Regions from separate parts of the Mus musculus genome. Here all the other regions are linked to region 1. A link is a loop called in an ENCODE intact Hi-C map of the cell type or tissue named here. Cell type or tissue: heart. All regions are shown on one strand. Links, peaks and the distances in the headings refer to the core of each region. The heading gives the core; the rest is flanking DNA.

What was found. A loop is a pair of places that touch in the nucleus more often than their neighbours do. Peaks named below come from ENCODE experiments on the same cell type or tissue, not always from the same donor. Only the 100,000 strongest peaks of a DNase experiment are listed, where the experiment ranks them.
Region 2: a loop joins it to region 1, with 1.9 times the contacts of the local background. A loop is called at or near these places in 5 of 42 quality-filtered maps.
Region 3: it touches region 1 in a loop (2.9-fold over the local background); 5 of 42 quality-filtered maps call a loop at or near these places.

What each region holds. Positions count from the first base shown.
Region 1 is chr1:153,263,543-153,268,542 of GRCm38, forward strand. All of the region lies in intron 1 of Lamc1 (laminin, gamma 1), which reads right to left. Among named protein-coding and RNA genes, the nearest start is that of Lamc1, 67 kb to the right of the region's middle. In heart, for the core only: no CTCF peak of the experiment used is centred there; a DNase peak (open chromatin) is centred at 2,249; H3K27ac peaks cover 4,545 bases.
Region 2 is chr1:153,313,125-153,318,124 of GRCm38, forward strand. All of the region lies in intron 1 of Lamc1 (laminin, gamma 1), which reads right to left. Among named protein-coding and RNA genes, the nearest start is that of Lamc1, 17 kb to the right of the region's middle. In heart, for the core only: CTCF peaks have their summits at 2,176 and 3,572 (motif pointing left); DNase peaks (open chromatin) are centred at 4,607 and 4,867; H3K27ac peaks cover 739 bases.
Region 3 is chr1:153,381,005-153,392,549 of GRCm38, forward strand. The region is part of intron 1 of Gm46246 (a long non-coding RNA gene); the gene reads right to left. Among named protein-coding and RNA genes, the nearest start is that of Gm46246, 10 kb to the right of the region's middle. In heart, for the core only: a CTCF peak has its summit at 4,825 (motif pointing right); DNase peaks (open chromatin) are centred at 4,307 and 5,877; H3K27ac peaks cover 490 bases.

The DNA.
Region 1 (5,000 bases), core at 1-5,000:
TTCAGCGCAACTCCACACTCAGTCCTGTGCGATACACTAGACACAGGATGTGAACAGACCAACTCTCTGCTCTCAAGGAGGTGGCATGTACTCCCCCTACGTAAAGCACCTCTTAGAAAAAACCTACCCTGACCTCCTGTGTAGAGCAGGAGCTCCTGCCCTCTGAGATGCTCAAGGAGTCCTCTGCCATCCAGCAAGGCCAGAGCCTCCTACACAGCTTTATCTACAGTAAGGCTGATTTTCTCAACTGGTCCAGATCAGAGAAGAGATTTAATAACTGCCCCTGACACATACACACACACACACACACACACACACACACACACACACACACACACACGCATGCAAGAAGAACATAGGACTATGCTCTATGAGGCCTGTGCTCAGGTCTAGCTCCTTTATTGTCTGATTTCTCTGTAGCAATTTCTCTTTTATAAAGATAAGGACAATCCTGCCCATCTGCTCTTGCATACCCTTGACCCATTATAAAGTTCTAGGAAGCGTAAAGCAATACTGTAACAGAGTTTATGAAGACAACTCTTGAACCAAGGGTTTGAACCTATTCAGACAAGGACCTAACTGGCCCAGGGGCTACTTCGTAATTACACTCACAGAAGAACACTCCACAAATACAGGCCTCCCTAAGGTACCCACATAGCACTTTTCCAAGCAGGTCACACACAACAGTTTCTACAGCTCTGTTGAAAGAACCATTGTCTCTGCTAAATCAAAATATGGCAAGCCATGAGGATGAGATTGTTGTATAGTATGCATGGTATTCCAGAAACTTACTATCTAAGACATTCCAACAAGGCAAACAGTTGATTCTGCACGGGAGTAGGTGGCTTGGGATTCTACTGGGCTTCCACATTACCTTGCGTTTCTTCTTTTCCTACCTTTCTGACATCTCTGTGCGTTTTAGCACCCTGACCTATGGCAGACACCTTCTGAAATAAGTTTGCATAAAAGACCCCTCATGTGTCCATAGCAGCAGAACACCCAGAGAGCTACACAAGGAATGGAATGGAGGGGCCAGGGCATGCAATCATCTGTGCTACTGAGACTATGATGCCTGTAAATGATTGAGACTTGAGGGCTCCCATGTCTGCCTCTGCGTCTCCTTCCCCCTGCCTGCCCTCCCTCTATCTTACCAGATTTCCTACTCTTATTGGTCCGTCTTATAATTCAACTCTGGCAAAGTGAAAACTAATTCAATAATAGGTGGATAGAAAGTAAGTCCAGGTTCTGATTTCCAATCCAGTGAGTCTGCCACGCTATCATTTCATCATGGGATCGATCAATCAAAACAAGACACTATGGCTTTGAGGAGCAGGAGCCAGATCAAATGATTGAGGAAATCCTAAATTCTGGATGCATCACCTCTTGTTCAGGCATAAGAAGACAAGCCATCCGTACACCCAGCCTTCAGAAAATACTTAGCATCTGAGAGTTCTGCTGCCCTTCTCCCTCCCCTGCCACATGTTCCCCTTAAAACAAAACCCTCAAGTGCAGATGTTTAGAATGGAACGCTCAAAATTAATTCCTATGTTCTGCTCTGAATCCTACAGTCCATGCTGGCTGAAGAGATGGAGAAGGGGAGGGGGCTGCCCGAACAATGGGGATGCAGCCATGCTCCCAGCAGGGCCAAGCCAAGGAATTCTGCTGCAGCCTCCTACGTGGTAAAATATTTCTAATCTCCCCGAGTACGGAGAAGCTCTTCCTGTCTCAGAGTTGGATGCAAACACTGACTGCCGGGGAACATAAACGTCTCTCTGTTATGTGCAGTTCAGAGAAATTCCATGAGGACCTTGTGAAACAACTGCCTGTATAGTTTACTGATGAATGATAATGGCCATACAGAACTTTCCAGGATTCCAAAATGCCTTCCAAGGGCTGAATCAGAACAAAAGAAGTTCCTTCTAAAGAACCAAATTAGGTGCCACGGGGCTCACTATTGAACTTACAGGCTAACTCTCTAGAAATCAGAAACTGAACTCTCTCTCTCTCTCTCTGTCAAGTCAAGATCAAGAACGTTAACACTAAGAAAGCTGTAGAACAGTCAATTAGAGACGGTGTATGTTTAGGCTACTAACTAGGCCTCTCCAAACAGTTAACACAAACAGTAGACGCAGAAGGCCACTGTTTGAAAACGTTCTCAGGGTTGTGAGCAGAGAGTTCCCAGGACAGCATGTCCAGCTGTGCACCAGCTGCCACTGCTGCACCTCAGAGATGACTGCACACAAATACAACGCCACCAGTCCACACAGTCCAGAGCCAAGTCAGGGCCGGGTTTGGGATCTTCAGGCCAACCCATGAGAAAGCACTGGGACAGTTAAGCACATCCAGGGTGTGCTGAGGTGACCCCAGCAAGTCCAGAAGAGTCATCCCTATGACTGAAAGCTCCGTCCTTGAGGGCCTGGGCGAAGAGCTGGGTTCTTCCTACTGCCGTAAGCATCATCTTTCAAATAAAATGTTGAAAGAGAGGAAGGAGAGGAAGAGGAAAGAGAGGGGCAACCAATTTCTTCCCCTTAGATTTCAGCAACTGTTCATAGTCTTGCCCTTTGTCAAGTAGCCAAATACTATCAGAAAAAGGGCACAGGCCCACAGAAAGTACATTTAAATTACTACAATTTTACAAATGGGATAACCTTGACAGTTTTCTAGCAAACGGTAATTTTCAACTAAACTTATTATAACAAATACAATGGAGCTTTCAGTCTGAGAAAGTCTCCTCTCAAAAGCATGGCCCGGGCCTTCAACAGTCTTATGTTCCAAGTGTGTGTGATGAACACATCCCTTCACATTTGTGCTACGCTATAACCCAGACCTGCTAAATGCAAAGGCAGAACATGGGGGGCCAAAGTATTTAGAGTTCTTTTGTAAGAGTTGGTCTATACATCAAAGGCTACTTATAAGAACCATGGTATATGTCAGCATGGAGCTAAGGAGAAGAACATGTTTTGAAGTGAATGATATGGTTTTGGAGATAAAAACATCCCAATTTCTAAGAAAATTAGATTTTTCCATAAAGTATCAAACTTGAAGTTTTGGTGAAGGCCACAATTCTGCCCTCTCCCTGCTATTCCCCCTAAAACCACCTGGTACTATCCGTCCCTACTGCCAAGGAACAGGTCTCCAAAGGCTGCATATTCTTTAGTAAACTGAAAAGCCACACTATTGTGACTCAGCCTGGTTATTAAACATGGCTGTCTCATCAGACAGCCACTGCACAGACCGAGAGACTTCTTAACTAATACTAAAATGTCAAGCATGCTTGGAAGGTCATTTAAAATAGGTGCAAATTACCATTAGAGACTACCATTTTCCATTACTAAACATCAGATATATTTATCTTAATCTGGGTACCTCCTCTGCCACTTCACGTTATAGCTTCAGCAAAAGAGATTAGATTACCAAGTGAAAAGCCAAGCCAAGAACTGGCTGGGAGCATGGCTGATTAACCCAAGCCTCATGCTTACAAGACTTAATACAAGCCCTGATTCAGGCTAGTGGGTCACAACATGCCTGAAATCCTTTAGCCGAGCTAAAGGAATGAGGCTGGTCCTTCCTCCCACTCATCTGCACACTCAGGGAAAAAAAAAACCTACTCACTCTGCTAAGCCAAGTTCTAGCTGTGGGAACCGACTGACAGGAGGGAGGCAGACAAAGAAGGCAGATGATTAAATTTACTGAGCGAATAAAGTAAGCAAAATGTCAGTGATGCATACGCTGGCTGCAGTAGAGGGACTTGAAACATGGGAAAGAGAAAGAAAGAAGACACCAGAATCTGCAGGTCTGTATGGCTCTATGCTGTCTTGTCTGCACAGAGGATGAGCATCAGTAAAGGATTCGTGAACAGACAGCCTGATGGTAAAACCTTTCCAGCATCTAAGGATAGCAGTGTAGTACAAACCAAGACCAACTCCGATAACCAACCCCACCTGATCCCCACAATACACGGAGCTGCAGAAGGCTAAAGAGTGCAGCTTTGTTTCTTCATTAACTATTTAGTCAGTGAATGACCCCAAAGCTCACGGTGACAAACTTCTGAGAATAGTCTAACCTTCCATTTTGTAAGAATACCTTTAACTGGTTGTTTCTGTAGGTCCCAATGAACACGTTCCCTTTCAACTCCCCACAACCATGTTCCGCTTCGCTTGCATCTCTCATCTATATGAGAAATTCCTATAAAACCACGTATGGCTCAGTATAAGATGGCTTTCTCAGTTTTCATGGTTGTGCGTTCATTTCTTACCACAGCTACCCACTAGGTCAGAGTTAACACTCCTCACTGGTCCCAAGAGTCGTATAGATCCAAATTCTTCCATTCACTCAGCAAATATTTACTGAATGTTAATATGTACCAGCTAGTCAATATTCTAAGCATGAGGCCACAGCAGAAAGGGAGATCCATATGGTGCCAAGCAGGTGGAGTTCACCGTCTAGTGGGTGTCAGAGCGGGGCTAGGGCTGGAATAAATACGCACTAATGTTGTCAACTGGGGGAAAGGCTCTGTCACTGCTTGCCATGGGAAACTTCAAGGACTTGAGTTTGATCTCTAGCCCCAACGTAAAGGCCAAACAGGAATGTGCCTACAAAATCCCAATGCTGTCAAGGCAGAGACAGGCTGATCCCTTGGACTTGTTGGCTAGCCAGCCAAGCACAATCAGTGAGTCCCTGATCCCAGTGAGGGGCCTTGTCTCAAAAAACAGACTCTGGGGCTCCTCGGGAATGGTATCTGATGGTGAATTCCAGCCTCCACATGTACACACTTGCACAACCATGAGCACTCATCATAAGCACACACACACTTGCGCACATGCACACACATTATCTATGTTAGATGATAGAGAGCGGGAGAGGGAGAAATGCTATCTAACATTGCATTCTCAGAGGTGACGGCACTAACATGGCTATGGCGATATCTGAGCACAGACCGTAAGTGGAACACTGCAACATGTGGGTGAGAAGCCTTCTCAGGGAAAATGCAAATACCCTGA
Region 2 (5,000 bases), core at 1-5,000, 50 kb after region 1:
AAAAAAAAAAAAAAAAGAGCAGAGAGCACAGATGACACCCGTATCAGCGTCTGCAGGCAAGCAAACCTACTTCCGACTCAGAAGGTATCTCAAATGAAGCAGCTTTAACACACCAAGCTCTCAGCAGAACTAGAGTGAACTTTAGAGGTGAAACTGGTCCTCCACAAAAACCTGAATACAGGTCTGTGTGCAGGTGGCAGGATGCCTGCCTGCCAAACAGAAAGCCTGGAGTTTGATTCTCCAGAAGCGCATGAAACCTGTAATCCCACACGTGGGACGTTGAGGCCGGAGGATCAAGAGTTCAAAGCTATCCCCAATACTAAAAAAGAAAAAAAGAAAAAGAAAGAAATTCATCCTTTCAATGTAACAGAACTTTGGCTTTCATTTATTTTATGTGTATAGATGTTTTGCCTGCATGTTTGCATGTGCACTGTATGTGTGCCTGGTGCCTTAGAGGTCAGGAGGGCATTGAAATCCCTGAAACTAGAGTTTATTTAGATGGTTGCTAGTCACCATGTGGGTGCTGAGAACTGAACCCAGGTCCTCTGCAAGAGCAACAAGTACTCTTAACTGCTGAGCCATCTCCCCAGCCGTGCAGAAGTGAGTATTACAGAGCTTTATCCATTTGCTTGGATAATAACCAATTCATCAACTGCTGGTTTTATGTTAAATGTTTACACACCACTAACCGTAGAAGTGGTACAACTTATAAGTGCAACCAAATGTGGTATGCACCCATGATCTTCTATCTATGACTCTAAGTTTTAAAAAGTTTTAAAGCATAGATGTTTTGTTTAGTAGAATACATCCTGTGTGAGGCTATCTTGGTCTTTAATCACCCTATTTCATGTGAACATACTTCACAGCCAAAATGTCAGTTATGGCATATACAATATATGTACACTGTAATATACAACCATTTTGCTAAATCTGCTGATTTCATATGTTCCTAATGCTAAGATTCCAGAAAGGTGACTGTGTGGTCATGTAACCAGTGGATGACATAATGAGTGGTATTTCTAAAACACATCTGGATTTTAAAACGGTTGTGATTCTTCTATCATTGCTGAAGGTAAACAGAATCAGAACTGTTGACTAAATCAAGACTTGTCCTGTGCAGCTGTATCCTGTAGACAGATGTGCTCCCCCAAGATGGATCTGACATGGATAGCCTGGCGATTCAGGTGTGCATCAACCCAATAAGTAAGATCTCGGAGTCAAGGCAGGGGCTGAGAACCAAGAGTGAAACCATCACATTAAAAGGTAAATTCTGAGGCTAACAGACTGTAGGAGACAGAGGGCCTCCTGGGGGACTGTGTCTTCTCCCCATGGCAGGGAAGCTGGACCCACATCATCCCAACGATGGGGTTAGCTAAAGAAGACATGCAAAGAAAGCAGCAGCAACTAACAGGTTAACATGGATGGGGGAAATCTCAAGGCCCCACATCCAGATGAAGAACTGAAGGCAAGTAATGGCTGCTGAGAGTGGATGGGCCTTCTTCAAGGACAAGCACCCTAGCGGGTCACCCAATTCAAAGTGGCCAGTGCTAAACACATACATGTGGGTAACACTATAGAGCTCAGCAGCTTGTATTTATAAAGGTGTATATATAAAAATATTTTTAAAACAATAAACCATAAATTTGAGAGGGATTAGAGCAAAGAAAAACTCATGTATGAAATTCTCAAAAGTAAAGAAATTTGGGGAGTTGGCTTTCTTTTCTCTCTTTCTTTCTTTCTCTCTTTCTTTCTTTCTTTTTGTTGTTATTGGCTTTTCTGTTTGTTCATGGTTGTTTTGTTTTGTTGTTTGTTTTTTGAAACAGGGTTTTTTTTTTTTTCTGAGTAGCCCTAGCTGTCCTGGAACTCACTCTGTAGACCAGGCTGGCCTTGAACTCCTTAAACTCCTACCTCTGCCTCCCAAGTGCTAGAACCAAAGGCGTGCACCACCACCTCCTGGTTAATGATAAGTTTCAAATTAAAAAAATAAAAATAAAGTAAATTCTGCCAAGGCAGGGAGTGGAGGTCAGGCTGAGGTAGCAGGAGAAAAATGTAGGCTTTCCTTAGGAAGGAGGCTCTAGGAAGATCTAGGATCTTTAGGGCTCACTGACGATATGCCAGCTACTGTCCTCAAATGAGAAGAGATCTCTGAGGAAGACTCCACAAAAAGACCACCATGTGGGGGAAGTGGGTACTGCCACACAGGAGTTGGCAGGCACAGCTCAGGGAGAAACGTCGCTATGCACTGCTGTCTGCCAAAATCTGTTCTCATTGTCCTTGTCATAGCAGTGCAAATGATGTGCGCCACATCAGGTCTTAGTCTTAACACTTAAGACACACAGTTCTCAACAGTGTGCACCGATTAGGAGGCGAGAAGTGCTCATCCCTCAAAATCAACCGTAAACAAGGAAGGCCCTCTAAGGAATGGCAGATGAGGACCATAATCCCACATCCAGATAGCCCTGAACCACTCACCACAGACCCACCACATAAAAGAAAACCAGGTATCAATGTTTGGTAGATGACTTTCTTGTTGGGGTTCTTTGGTACAGGGGTCTAGTGCTATGCTATTGCAGAAGCTACACCACGTACTCCAACCTACCCCAGACATCCAACTCCAACCCTATCTAAAGGGAAACTCCATCTTGGGAAAACATAAACAAACCGCTGCTGCTTCTTGAGGTCATCTGTACACAGTGGTCACAGTGTCACAGAAGTCTCCATTGAATTCATTCATCCAACGAGCTTTTCTGAGTACAGACTGCCAGACAGAGGATACCAGGCTGTGTGTACACCAGAGACACAAAGCCAGTGGAGGAAGACAGTTAATAGCCCCTCGGTGCCGCATCATTTCACCCAGATTTTAAAGCTCAGATCCTCTCTCCCCCGTCCCCGAATTTTACAGTGTCTCCTGCATAATAGATATTCTAAATATTTCATAAGAGGGACTAAGAAATCACTGAGTTTATATTAGCATCGGAGTATTCATCTAATGGGGTAAATCCTGGCGACAGTACCACACCCCTCACCTCACAGGCCTGCAGCCTTTCCCCTCAAGTTCAGAATCAGATGAACTATAGATCTGGCATAACATAAAGACAAATACAAATACGATGAAGGAGAGTTTGAAATCAGTGGTCTTCCGGGAAGAGCTGAAACTCCACTAGACCTTTAGCAGCTGCATTTAGGGGGCAGTCAAGGGGGAAGAGAGCATCTCTGTGGTGTGCAGAAGCCCACTGTGACTGAAATGCAGAGCCAGGCACACAACCAGCACTGCCTCAGCTTCCACCTAAGAGGCCCAAAGCTCCTTCCCTTCACATCTGCATCACCTCCTGGTGCTTAATGGGCAGTTCTGCTCTGTAGCTTCCTAATTTCATTATTATGTAGAAGATAGCATTTAAATGGCTGGTCCTGACAAGTCTCTGATCAGAGGAGGCAAGAATCTCTATACAGGCTGGAGAGATGGCTCAGCAGCTAAGAGCACTGACTGCTCTTCCTTCCAGAGGTCCAGAGTTCAATTCCCAGCAACCACATGGTAGCTCACAGCCACCTGTAATGGGCATCTGATGCCCTCTTCTGGTGTGTCTGAAGACAGCAACAGTGTATTCATATACATATAAATAAATAAATCTTAAAGGTCACCAGACAGTTGCTTCTGAGAAGGCATTTATATGGACTGTCTTTGTAGTATTCATACGGACTGCTGACATCTCTGTAGGTAACTGGAGTTTCCGCGGTTCCCATGGTGTTTTCTGTTCTTGTCACAACTCTGTGTCCCAGGATTAGCATTAGGGATCTGTTGATAGGTTTGCTCTCCTACTAGACCACATTTTTCTTTCTTCTTCTCTTTGGTTCTTTGGTTATAGACTAGCTATGCAGCCCAGGCTGCCTGGAAGTCAAAATCCTCCCGCTACAATGATAGCCGTGCCGCCTAATTGTTTTTAACCTCCTATTCCTCAGGCACTGCTTAAAGCCATCTTTTAACCCGGTCGTCACCTCCAGTCACTCGTTCACCCCACATGCAGCTTCACTGCTGCTTCAGACAGGACACATCAGACTTTTAGATCCAAGGCACCCTGCGGCCAGAGCTGCCTTCCCGTTTGAAAGGCAAGAATGCCACATTCTTTTCTCTCTCTCTCTCTCTCTCTCTTTCACCTTCACTTCTATCTAATTTATTAAGGCTTAATATTTCCAATGCATAAGAAAAACAGCAAGTCCCACATAAAACATTCCACTGGTTGAGTTTCCAGCCTGTCTCAAGCTGTCAGATGTTCCCGCAGATGTCTACTGCCTAGGCTCATGAATGACCTTTCCTGTCTTGTCTTTTGTTTCTCTGTGCTTCCTTGAGATTTCCTGTTTGATTAGCCACACACTTGGGTGTTCAAGCTCCATGTGTCATTATTCACCATAAAAGGGACTGGGAAAGTAACCAGCCAGTTAAAACACAAAATGATGTAGTAACAAAAACAGCTGCATCTGAGAAGAAGGCCAAGGAGACAGTGGGGATCCAGGCAATCTGTAAATTTCAAAACCAAGACCCATTCAGTCAGGCATGGTTCACAGGCTGCTGACTGGGGCACTGGAGGCCCGTTTCATAACTGAAGCTCACCAGAGCCATGAATGAATCTGCTTTCCGTTACCTCTCAGCCACATCCTCGAGGCCGCCCCCACCCACAGTCGGCCTTAAGGGACTGAGACGGCTTCTCGGTCTCTTTCTCTCACAGAAAAGCCAATACCAACTAAAAGGCTTCCAGAAAAACGTTAACTTCCATTTTATTTCCCAATCTAAGAAACAGGTCCTCGGGCCCTTCCCTAAAGCAACCATGAAAGTCAAAGCAGGACAGATACAGACACAAGAACGGCAAGCACAGGCCGCCGCAAGTCCACATTCTCTAGACATCTGGAAGGTTTGTCTGTTTCCAGAGTCTCCCCTAGTCATGATCCACACCCACCACTGCCGTCTGGGCCAGCACAGCCCAGTTTTACACGGGATGTCATCAAAA
Region 3 (11,545 bases), core at 2,700-7,699, 120 kb after region 1:
TGCCCATCAAATTTATATGCTCTCAGCATCCCTGGAGGGCATTGGCTAAGGAGTCTAGCAAGTTGGCAAGCTCCTGGCTTAGAGAGCAGAACCTTGAAGCATAAGGCAGAGCAAGGCCGAGGAAGTCATCTGATATCGAGCTCTGTCCTCCACGTGCAGGGTCATCCATGTGCACGTGTGGCACACATGCATGTGTGCACATACATAAATACTAACTCACATATACTAACACACACACACACAAAAATGTACCCTCATAACAAATGCTGGAGAGGATGCAGAGAAAAGGGACCCCTTAGACATTGATGGTAAGAAAACAAGAAAGAGCAGCCACTAGTGAATATGGAAATGCCTCAGAAAACTAAAAATAGGGCTGGTGAGATGGCTCAGCGGTTAAGAGAGCCAACTGCTCTTCCAAAGGTCCTGAGTTCAAATCCCAGCAACCACATTGTGGCTCACAACCACCCTTAACGAAATCTGATGCCCTCATTTGGAGTGTCTGAAGACAGCTACAGCGCTCTTACATATAATAAATAAATACTTTAATAAGAAAGAAAAGAAAAAAATAGAAAACTAAAAATAGAACTACCATGTGATCCCGCTATACCGTTCCTGGGAATAATATCAAAGTGTGAAGTGAAGAAAGTCAAACTCAAGAGACAAAGATTACATATTCTCTCACATGTGGGTTTGCGTTGACGACAGGCTATCGGGGAAAGGCACAGGACCAGCTGGAATGGGAGAAGATGGAGGATAAGGGTGTAGCTATCATTGGGTGTGGTCACAAGACACACATGGATGGAATCTCTCTCACACATCTCTCCTTCCCTCCTCTCTTTCTCTCTTGTTTCTTCTTCTTCTTCTTCTTCTTCTTCTTCTTCTTCTTCTTCTTCTTCTTCTTCTTCTTCTTCTTCTTCTTCTTCTTCTTCTTCTTCTTCTTCTTCTTCTTCTTCTTCTTCTTCTTCTCCTTCTCCTTCTCCTTCTCCTTCTCCTTCTCCTTCTCCTTCTCCTTCTCCTCCTCCTCCTCCTCCTCCTCCTCCTCCTCCTCCTCCTCCTCCTCCTCCTCCTCCTCCTCCTCCTCCTTCTTCTTCTTCTTCTTCTTCTTCTTCTTCTTCTTCTTCTTCTTCTTCTTCTTCTTCTTCTCCCTCCCCCGCCTCTTCCTTGAAGTTGAAAGATGTGAGCTCTCAGCTACCATGCCTAAGCTCTCATGGACTCTTATCCTTCTAGACCCACAAGCCAAAATAAACTCTTCCTTAAATTGTCTTGGTCATGATGTGTTATCACAGCAAGAGAGAGAGAGAGAGAGAGAGAGAGAGAGAGAGAGAGAGAGAGAGAGAGAGAGAGAGAGAGAGAGAGAGAGAGAGAGAGAATGAATATACCTAGTGTACTATACAAGCTAGTCAACTTGACACAGCTGGAGTTCTCACAGAGAAAGAAGCTTCAGTTGAGGAAATGCCTCCATGAGATACAACTGTAAGGCATTTTCTCAATTTGTGATCAAAGGAGAAAGGCCCCTTGTGGGTGGGACCATCTCTGGGCTGGTAGTCTTGGATTCTATAAGAGAGCAGACTGAGCAAGCCAGAGGGGGCAAGCCAGTAAAGAACATCCCTCCGTGGCCTCTGCATCAGCTCCTGCTTTCTGACCTGCTTGAGTTCCAGTCCTGCATCTTTTGGTGATCAACAGCAGTATGGAAATGTAAGCCGAATAAACCCCTTCCTCCCCAACTTGCTTCTTGGTCATGATGTTTGTGCAGGAATAGAAACCCCGACTAAGACAAATTGGTACCAGCAGAGTGGGGTATTCCTGTGACAATCTGACCATGTTTTGGGGAGGACTGTGGAAGGACTTTGGAACTTTGGGCTTGAAGATCCATCCGTTGTTAAGAGCTCTGTCGGATGTCGTGTAGGAGCTTGGAAGATAATGTTGAGAACACTGCAGAAGATGGAGCTCTGGTTTGTGAAATTTCAGAGGGAAAATTAAAGACTTTTCAGGGCCATTGCTGTTTTGATCGTGAAGATTCTGTAGTTCTGGTTAGCTGAGGCTGAAGAATCAGCTGTGATTAACAAGATACCAGAATTACTAAAGCAAAAACTTTGCATTACTGGGACTATTGATGCTGGTTAGCTGGAGCTAAGAAATTAGCGGTGATTAAGAAGAGACCAGCATCATTGAGGTGACATCTTCTGGGAAGTGTTTTCTGAAGGCACAAAGAGGCTGTGTTCCAGAGATGGCCAAGGTTGTACTCCTGCTGCAGCGGGACTTGGTAATATGTAAGGGTCACCCAGGTGGTACTGGTTTTGAAGGCATGAAGGGGTCACGCAAAGCAGCTGAGGCTTGGCACTGTGTGAGGCCATGGAAGGCCATTGGTGAAGGTGCAGGCACAGTTGCAATTGAAGGCCCAGGACTGAAGGGGTCATGCAGTGTTTTGGAGATGCCATGAGATGACCACCAAGAGCAGCAGCAGCAGTGGGGTACAGGCATCTGGAGCCTAGAGGATGACGCGTGTGCTACAAAGGGCATGGCTGGAGAAGTGACCCAAGCCCTTGGAGGAGCCCAGAAGATCGTGAGTTGGATCCCAGACATTGGACAGTTGGAGATTGATTTTTGCTTTGATTGTGACTGTGCCCTGATATTTTCCCTCTTGAAGGAAGAAACTGTTTTAGTGGAGCCCACAGTTAAGAGACTTTTAATTGTAAAAAGAGTTTGGATTTTAAAAGAGATGGATATTTTAAAGAGATTGAAAATTTAAGAATATGTAAAGACTGTGGGACTTTTAAAGTTGTTTAGATCTTGGGGATGAATAAGAATGTAAGGGTTGAGGCTTACTAGTGATTTGTTTGTGTGTCAAGTTGACAAGGGGTCAATTGTACTGGCTAGTTTTGTGTCAACTTGACACAGCTGTAGTTACCACAGAGAAAGGAGCTTCAGTTGAGGAAATGCCTCCATGAGATAAAACTGTAAGGCATTTTCTCAATTAGTGATCAAGGGGGAAGGGCCCCTTGTGGGTGGGGAACATCTCTGGGCTGGCAGTCTTGGATTCTATAAGAGAGCAGACTGAGCAAGCCAGTAAAGAACATCCCTCCGTGGCCTCTGCGTCAGCTCCTGCTTTCTGACCTGCTTGAGTTCCAGTCCTGCATCCTTTGGTGATCAACAGCAGTATGGAAATGTAAGCCGAATAAACCCTTTCCTCCCCAACTTGCTTCTTGGTCATGATGTTTGTGCAGGAATAGAAACCCTGACTAAGACACCTAGCTTGAAAAGGGCATTTCTAATGTATCATTTTCTTTCTTTCTTTTTAAAGATTTATTTATTTCATGTATATGAGTACACTGCAGCTGTCTTCAGACACACCAGAAGAGGGCATCATCGAATCCCACTGCAGATGGTTGTGAGCCACCATGTGGTTGCTGGGAATTGAACTCAGGATCTCTGGAAGAGCAGTTAGCACTCTTAACTGCTAAGCCATCTCTCCAGCCCCTAATGCATCATTTTCAAAATCTTTTTTTTTTTTTTTTTTTTTTTTTTTTTTGGTTTTTCGAGACAGAGTTTCTCTGTGTAGCCCTGGCTGTCCTGCAACTCACTCTGTAGATTTGGCTGGCCTACAGAAATCTGCCTGCCTCTGCCTCCCAAGTGCTGGGATTAAAGGCGTGTGCCATCCCTATCCACCTCATTTTCAAATTCTTATATTTTAATGCAGACTCATTCTATTTCTGATCCAATAAATTGATTTGCATTACTGCCTGAAGTGTCATGGAAGCGTTGTCTCTGTGGCACAGCCTGGGTCTTTGGTGTGTCCATGGACATAACTGGAGATAGGAAAGTTAAGAATTCCATTTTGCTGCTGACCTGGGGAGCAGGCTGCATCGTCTGAACACACCTATGGACCAATTCCAGTTTTAAGGTCTTTGAACATTTTATGTCACTTAACTATCCCGGCCAGCCAACGAGGTGCGTTCTACCACTACTCCCCATGACAGATGAAGCAATAGAATTTCAGAAAGGCAAATACATTTCTCAAGGTTACATAGCTAACAGTGGGCTGTGTTCACACAGTCAGCCTTGAGTCTGTAGTGACAAGCGTCCTGATGTTCCCTGATGTTCTCTGGATCCCTGTCAGAAGGCATCTGTCTCCATCAATGTCCTCCGGGGCAGCCTTGTCCCTGGGAATTCCAGGCTTACAATTCTGCATCAGGAACAGAGCCGACTTACCTAAGCCTTTCCCTCCAGGAAACACTTCACTTCCTCCAGTGTAATGACCCTCTTCCTTTTCCATACAATTCAATTGGAGACAAAGAGCTGCGATTTGATACCTCCTCCCCTGTGCTGTGGGCGTGAACCTGGGGCTTTCAACATGGTAGTCGGGTTCTGTAACCTGATTTATATCCCAGCTCTTTTTGTTTCTTTCTGAATTTTATCTTTTTATTTTTTAGGTATATCTATTATGTATATGGCATTCTGCCTGCATGTATGCCTGTGGCCCGAGCTGACCTTGTGCTCTGATAGCCCTCCAGGAATACAAGTGAATGCCAGAATGACAGTGCTCCAGCCTTCTAATGCCTTTTTTTTTAAAATAAATTTATGTCTGTGTGTGTGTGTATGTATGTCTGAGTGTACGTATGTCCTTTTTTTTTTTTTTTTTTTTTTTTTTTTTGAGACAGGGTTTCTCTGTATAGCCCTGGCTGTCCTGGAACTCACTTTGTAGACCAGGTTGGCCTCGAACTCAGAAATCTGCCTGCCTCTGCCTCCCACGTGCTGGGATTAAAGGCGTGAGCCACCACTGCCCGGCAGGCACATCCATATTAATGCAGACACAGACACCACAAGAGGGCAGATCCTCTGGATCTGGAGTTACAGCCAGTTGGGAGCTAGCTGCCCCCTGTGGGTGCTGGGTATTGAACTGGGGTCCTCTATGACCAGAAAGTGCTCTTAGTCACTGAGACTGTCTCCAGCTGGTCCACAACGTCTTTAAATGGCATAAATGCACATCCTAGAGTAATGAAAACTCATTTTCTGATATCTTTACCAGGTTAAGAAGAAGAAGAAGCAAGAGAAAGCTCCCAGGAGGACACCCATGGTGGCCCACACCCCAGATCCCAGCCCTCGGAGGACTGAGGCAGGACGGTTTTGACTTTGAGAAAAAGCAAAGTAATCTAGCAAGACCTTGCTTCAAAGTGAAAAACAAAACAAAACAAAACAAAAACAAGCTGAACAAAAGTTTTACTCTAGAGTACTTCTGCAATGTAGAATTATATAAGGTGAATTATGAAGTGCCCTTTCATAACCATGTTCTCTGTGATACGACCGCTCCTCTGCAAAGGCTACAGCTGAATAATGTCTTATATTGTCCTATCCTTTTGTTATGTTTGCCTGGATCCAAATATTTAGCGCGCATGCGTGTCTGACTGACGTGCAATCGCGCGCCTGCGTATGTGTGTATTTGTGCACGTGAGTGTGTAAATTTGTGTGTGTGTGTTGATGACAATTGCCCCATCAATGGCTCTCCACTTCATCTGAGTGAGTCTTCATCGCCGACTATGAAGTCCCGCGTGGGCTGCTAGCTTTTCTTCGGAGTAGCTTTAGTTAGAGATTTAGTTTGTGTCCTTCCTGCCTCTCTCTAGTGCCATGTGCCCTTAAATAGTAGGGCAAGCCTTTATGTAGTTTATACAGAATGAGATTTAAAACCTGTATTTATCTCGAAAAGAACTGAAAAAGGAAGCTAAACAAGTATGGAGGGGTCAGCACAGGCCGTCAAAGGCTGAAGCCTCAGCAGAACACGGAGCCGCAGGTTAAAGTGCTGGAGGTTAGAAGTCTGAGCTTGCACAGCAGACTTCTGAGTCAGAGCTGGAGCAGGAATGCTTCACTGTGCCCAGCCCTTTGGGACTGGGGCTTGCATCAGTCCCCAAAGCTCTCCAGTGCCGCCGTGTGGTCAGATGCAGGAGCTACATGTACTAGAGAGCCGTTCTGAAGCATCCCACCTTCCAGGAATATCTGTTGTTAGAGTTCGGGCAGAATGAAGACAAAGGAAAAAACTGATGTGCCAAGACGAGGAAAACATAGATTATTTAGGAATCTGTTGCTAATTGGAAAGATTTTTGAAAGTTTTTAAAAATCTGTTTCATTAAGAAAACCAAACAATAAATCCAGTCACGTTTCCCAACATTCTCTGGTATACCTCTTCAAAACAATAAAAAGGAAGTTTCCACCAAACAAAACTTCAAAATTCCAAACTCTCCACATGCACTCGTTATGTCTTCTCTGGCAAATGTAAGCTTTGTGCAACTTTTTATGGGCTTAGGGTGTAGCTCTGTTGTTCTAGACTCCAGGAAGCCCTGGGTTCCATGCCCAGCACCAAATACAATGGCTTGGGGGTCGCATGCCGATAAGCTCAGCACTCTGGAGGTGGAGGTTCAGAAATGCAAAGTCATTCTCAGGTATGGAGTGAGTTGGGTGCTAGCCTGGGTAACATGTGATCCTGTTGCAAAAAAAAAAGTTATCAAATAGTAGAGATTAAAATGATATATTAATGGGATTGATGAGATGATGGCTCAGTGGGCAAGAGCACTAACTGCTCTTCCAAAGGTCTTGAGTTCAAATTCCAGCAGCCACATGGTAGCTCACAACCATCTGTAATGAGATCTGACGCCCTTCTGGTGTGTCTGAAGACACCTACAGTGTACTTACATAGGTATCTTAGTCAGGGTTTCTATTCCTGCACAAACATCATGACCAAGAAGCAAGTTGGGGAGGAAAGGGTTTATTCGCCTTACACTTCCATACTGCTGTTGATCACCAAGGAAGTCAGGACTGGAACTCAAGCAGGCCAGAAAGCAGGAGCTGATGCAGAGGCCATGGAGGGATGTTCTTTACTGGCTTGCTTCCCCTGGCTTGTTCAGCCTGCTCTCTCATAGAACCAAGACTACCAGCCCAGAGATGGTCCCACCCACAAGGGGCCTTTCCCCCTTGATCACTAATTGAGGAAATGCCTTACAGTTGTATCTCATGGAGGCATTTCCTTAACTGAAGCTCCTTTCTCTGTGATAACTCCAGCTGTGTCAAGTTGACACACAAAACCAGCCAGTACAATTGACCACTTGTCAACTTGACACACAAACACATCCACTAGTAAGCCTCAACCCTTACATTCTTTTTTTTAATATATTTTTTATTACGTATTTTCCTCAATTACATTTCCAATGCTATCCCAAAAGTTTCCCACACCCTCCCCCTCCCTACTCCCCTACCCACCCATTCCCATGTTTTGGCCCTGGCGTTCCCCTGTACTGGGGCATATAAAGTTTGCCTGTTCCAATGGGCCTCTCTTTCCAGTGATGGCCGACTAGGCCATCTTTTGATACATATGCAGCTAGAGTCAAGAGCTCTGGGGTACTGGTTAGTTCATAATGTTGCACCTACAGGGTTGCAGATCTCTTTAGCTCCTTGGGTACTTTCTCTAGCTCCTCCAATGGGGGCCCTGTGATCCATCCAATAGTTGACTGTGAGCATCCACTTCTGTGTTTGCTAGGCCCCGGCCTAGTCTCACAAGAAACAGCTATATCAGGGTCCTTTCAGCCAATGCTTGCTAGTGTATGCAATGGTGTCATCGTTTGGAGGCTAATTATGGGATGGATCCCTGGATATGGCAGTCTCTAGATGGTCCATCCTTTTGTCTCAGCTCCAAACTTTGTCTCTGTAACTCCTTCCATGGGTGATTGTTTCCAATTCTAAGAAGGGGCAAAGTGTCCACACTTTGGTCTTCGTTCTTCTTCAGTTTCATGTGTTTTGCAAATTGTACCTTATATCTCGCTATACTAAGTTTCTGGGCTAATATCCACTTATCAGTGAGTACATATTATTTGAGTTCTTTTGTGATTGTGTTACCTCACTCAGGATGATTCCCTCCAGGTCCAACCATTTGCCTAGGAATTTCATAAATTCATTCTTTTTAAAAGCTGAATAGGGGGTGGGTATGGGGGACCTTTGGGATAGCATTGAAAATGTAAATGAGGAAAATACCTAATTTAAAATGCAAAAAAATATTAACTTTCCATATTTAATAATAAATACTATAATATGTGCACATTAAAAAAAAAAGCTGAATAGTACTCCATTGTGTAAATGTACCACATTTTTTGTATCCATTCCTCTGTTGAGGGGCATCTGGGTTCTTTCCAGCTTCTGGCTATTATAAATAAGGCTGCTATGAACATAGTGGAGCATGTGTCCTTCTTACCGGTTGGGACATCTTCTGTATATATGCCCAGGAGAGGTATTGCTGGATCCTCCTGTAGTACTATGTCCAATTTTCTGAGGAACCGCCAGACTGATTTCCAGAGTGGTTGTACAAGCTTGCAATTCCACCAACAATGGAGGAGTGTTCCTCTTTCTCCACATCCTCGCCAGCATCTGCTGTCACCTGAATTTTTGATCTTAGCCATTCTGACTGGTGTGAGATGGAATCTCAGGGTTGTTTTGATTTGCATTTCTCTGATGATTAAGGATGTTGAACATTTTTTCAGGTGCTTTTCAGCCATTCGGTATTCCTCGGGTGAGAATTCTTTGTTTAGCTCTGAGCCCCATCTTTTAAGGGGGTTATTTGATTTTCTGGAGTCCATTCTCTTGAGTTCTTTATATATATTGGATATTAGTCCCCTATTGATTTAAGATAGGTAAAGATCCTTTCCCAATCTGTTGGTGGCCTTTTTGTCTTACTGACGGTGTCTTTTGCCTTGCAGAAGCTTTGCAGTTTCATGAGGTCCCATTTGTCAATCCTCGATCTTACAGCACAAGCCATTGCTGTTCTATTCAGGAATTTTGCCCCTGTGCCAATATCTTTGAGGCTTTTCCCCACTTTCTCCTCTATAAGTTTTAGTGTCTCTGGTTTTATGTGAAGTTCCTTGATCCACTTAGATTTGACCTTAGTACAAGGAGATAGGAATGGATTGATTTGCATTCTTCTACATGATAACAACCAGTTGTGCCAGCACCATTTGTTGAAAATGCTGTCTTTCTTCCACTGGATGGTTTTAGCTCCCTTGTCGAAGATCAAGTGACCATAGGTGTGTAGGTTCATTTCTGGGTCTTCAATTCTATTCCATTGGTCTACTTGTCTGTCACTATACCAGTACCATGCGGTTTTTTATCATAATTGCTCTGTAGTAAAGCTTTAGGTCAGGCATGGTGATTCTACCAGAGGTTCTTTTATCCTTGAGGAGAGTTTTTGCTATCCTAGGTTTTTTGTTATTCCAGATGAATTTGCAGATTGCTCTTTCTAATTCGTTGAAGAATTGAGTTGGAATTTTGATGGGGATTTCATTGAATCTGTAGATTGCTTTTGGCAAGATAGCCATTTTTACAATGTTGATCCTGCCAATCCATGAGCATGAGAGATCTTTCCATCTTCTGAGATCTTCTTTAATTTCTTTCTTCAGAGACTTGAAGTTTTTATCATACAGATCTTTCACTTCCTTAGTTAAAGTCACGCCAAGATATTTTATATTATTTGTGACTATTGAGAAGGGTGTTGTTTCCCTAATTTCTTTCTCAGCCTGTTTATTCTTTGTGTAGAGAAAGGCCATTGACTTGTTTGAGTTAATTTTATATCCAGCTACTTCACCGAAGCTGTTTATCAGGTTTAGGAGTTCTCTGGTGGAATTTTTAGGGTCACTTATATATACTATCATATCAACTGCAAAAAGTGATATTTTGACTTCATCTTTTCCAATTTGTATCCCCTTGATCTCCTTTTGTTGTCGAATTGCTCTGGCTAATACTTCAAGTACTATGTTGAAGAGGTAGGGAGAAAGTGGGCATCCTTGTCTAGTCCCTGATTTTAGTGGGATTGCTTCCAGCTTCTCACCATTTACTTTGATGTTGGCTACTGGTTTGCTGTAGATTGCTTTTATCATGTTTAGGTATGGGCCTTGAATTCCTGATCTTTCCAAGACTTTTATCATGAATGGGTATTGGATCTTGTCGAATGCTTTTTCCGCATCTAACGAGATGATCATGTGGTTTTTGTCTTTGAGTTTGTTTATATAATGGATTACATTGATGGATTTTCGTATATTAAACCATCCCTGCATCCCTGGAATAAAACCTACTTGGTCAGGATGGGTGATTGTTTTAATGTGTTCTTGGATTCGGTTAGCAAGAATTTTATTGAGTATTTTTGCATCAATATTCATAAGAGAAATTGGTCTGAAGTTCTCTATCTTTGTTGGATCTTTCTATGGTTTAGGTATCAGAGTAATTGTGGCTTCATAGAATGAGTTGGGTAGAGTACCTTCTACTTCTATTTTGTGGAATAGTTTGTGCAGAACTGGAATTAGATCTTCTTTGAAGGTCTGGTAGAACTCTGCACTAAACCCATCTGGTCCTGGGCTTGTTTTGGCTGGGAGACTATTAATGACTGCTTCTATTTCTTTAGGGGATATGGGACTGTTTAGATCGTTAACTTGATCCTGATTTAACTTTGGTACCTGGTATCTGTCTAGAAATTTGTCCATTTCGTCCAGGTTTTCCAGTTTTGTTGAGTATAGCCTTTTGTAGAAGGATCTGCTGGTGTTTTGGATTACTTCAGGATCTGTTGTTATGTCTCCCTTTTCATTTCTGATTTTGTTAATTAGGATGTTGTCCCTGTGCCCTCTAGTGAGTCTAGCTAAGGGTTTATCTATCTTGTTGATTTTCTCAAAGAACCAACTCCTCGTTTGGTTAATTCTTTGAATAGTTCTTCTTGTTTCCACTTGGTTGATTTCACCCCTGAGTTTGATTATTTCCTGCTGTCTACTCCTCTTGGGTGAATTTTCTTCCTTTTATTCTAGAGCTTTTAGATGTGTTGTCAAGCTGCTAGTGTGTGCTCTCTCCAGTTTCTTCTTGGAGGCACTCAGAGCTATGAGTTTCCATCTTAGAAATGCTTTCATTGTGTCCCATAGGTTTGGGTATGTTGTGGCTTCATTTTCATTAAACTCTAAAAAGTCTTTAATTTCTTTCTTTATTCCTTCCTTGACCAATGTATCATTGAGAAGAGTGTTGTTCAGTTTCCACGTGAATGTTGGCTTTCCATTATTTATGTTGTTATTGAAGATCAGCCTTAGGCCATGGTGGTCTGATAGGATGCATGGGACAATTTCAATATTTTTGTATCTGTTGAGGCCTGTTTTGTGACCAATTATATGGTCAATTTTGGAGAAGGTCCCGTGAGGTGCTGAGAAGAAGGTATATCCTTTTGTTTTAGGATAAAATGTTCTGTAGATATCTGTCAGGTCCATTTGTTTCATAACTTCTGTTAGTTTCACTGTGTCCCTGTTTAGTTTCTGTTTCCATGATCTGTCCATTGATGAAAGTGGTGTGTTGAAGTCTCCCACTATTATTGTGTGAGGTGCAATGTGTGCTTTGAGCTTTACTAAAGTGTCTTTAATGAATGTGGCTGCCCTTGCATTTGGAGCATAGATATTCAGAATTGAGAGTTCCTCTTGGAGGATTTTACCTTTGATGAGTATGAAGTGTCCTTCCTTGTCTTCTTTGATAACTTTGGGTTGGAAGTCGA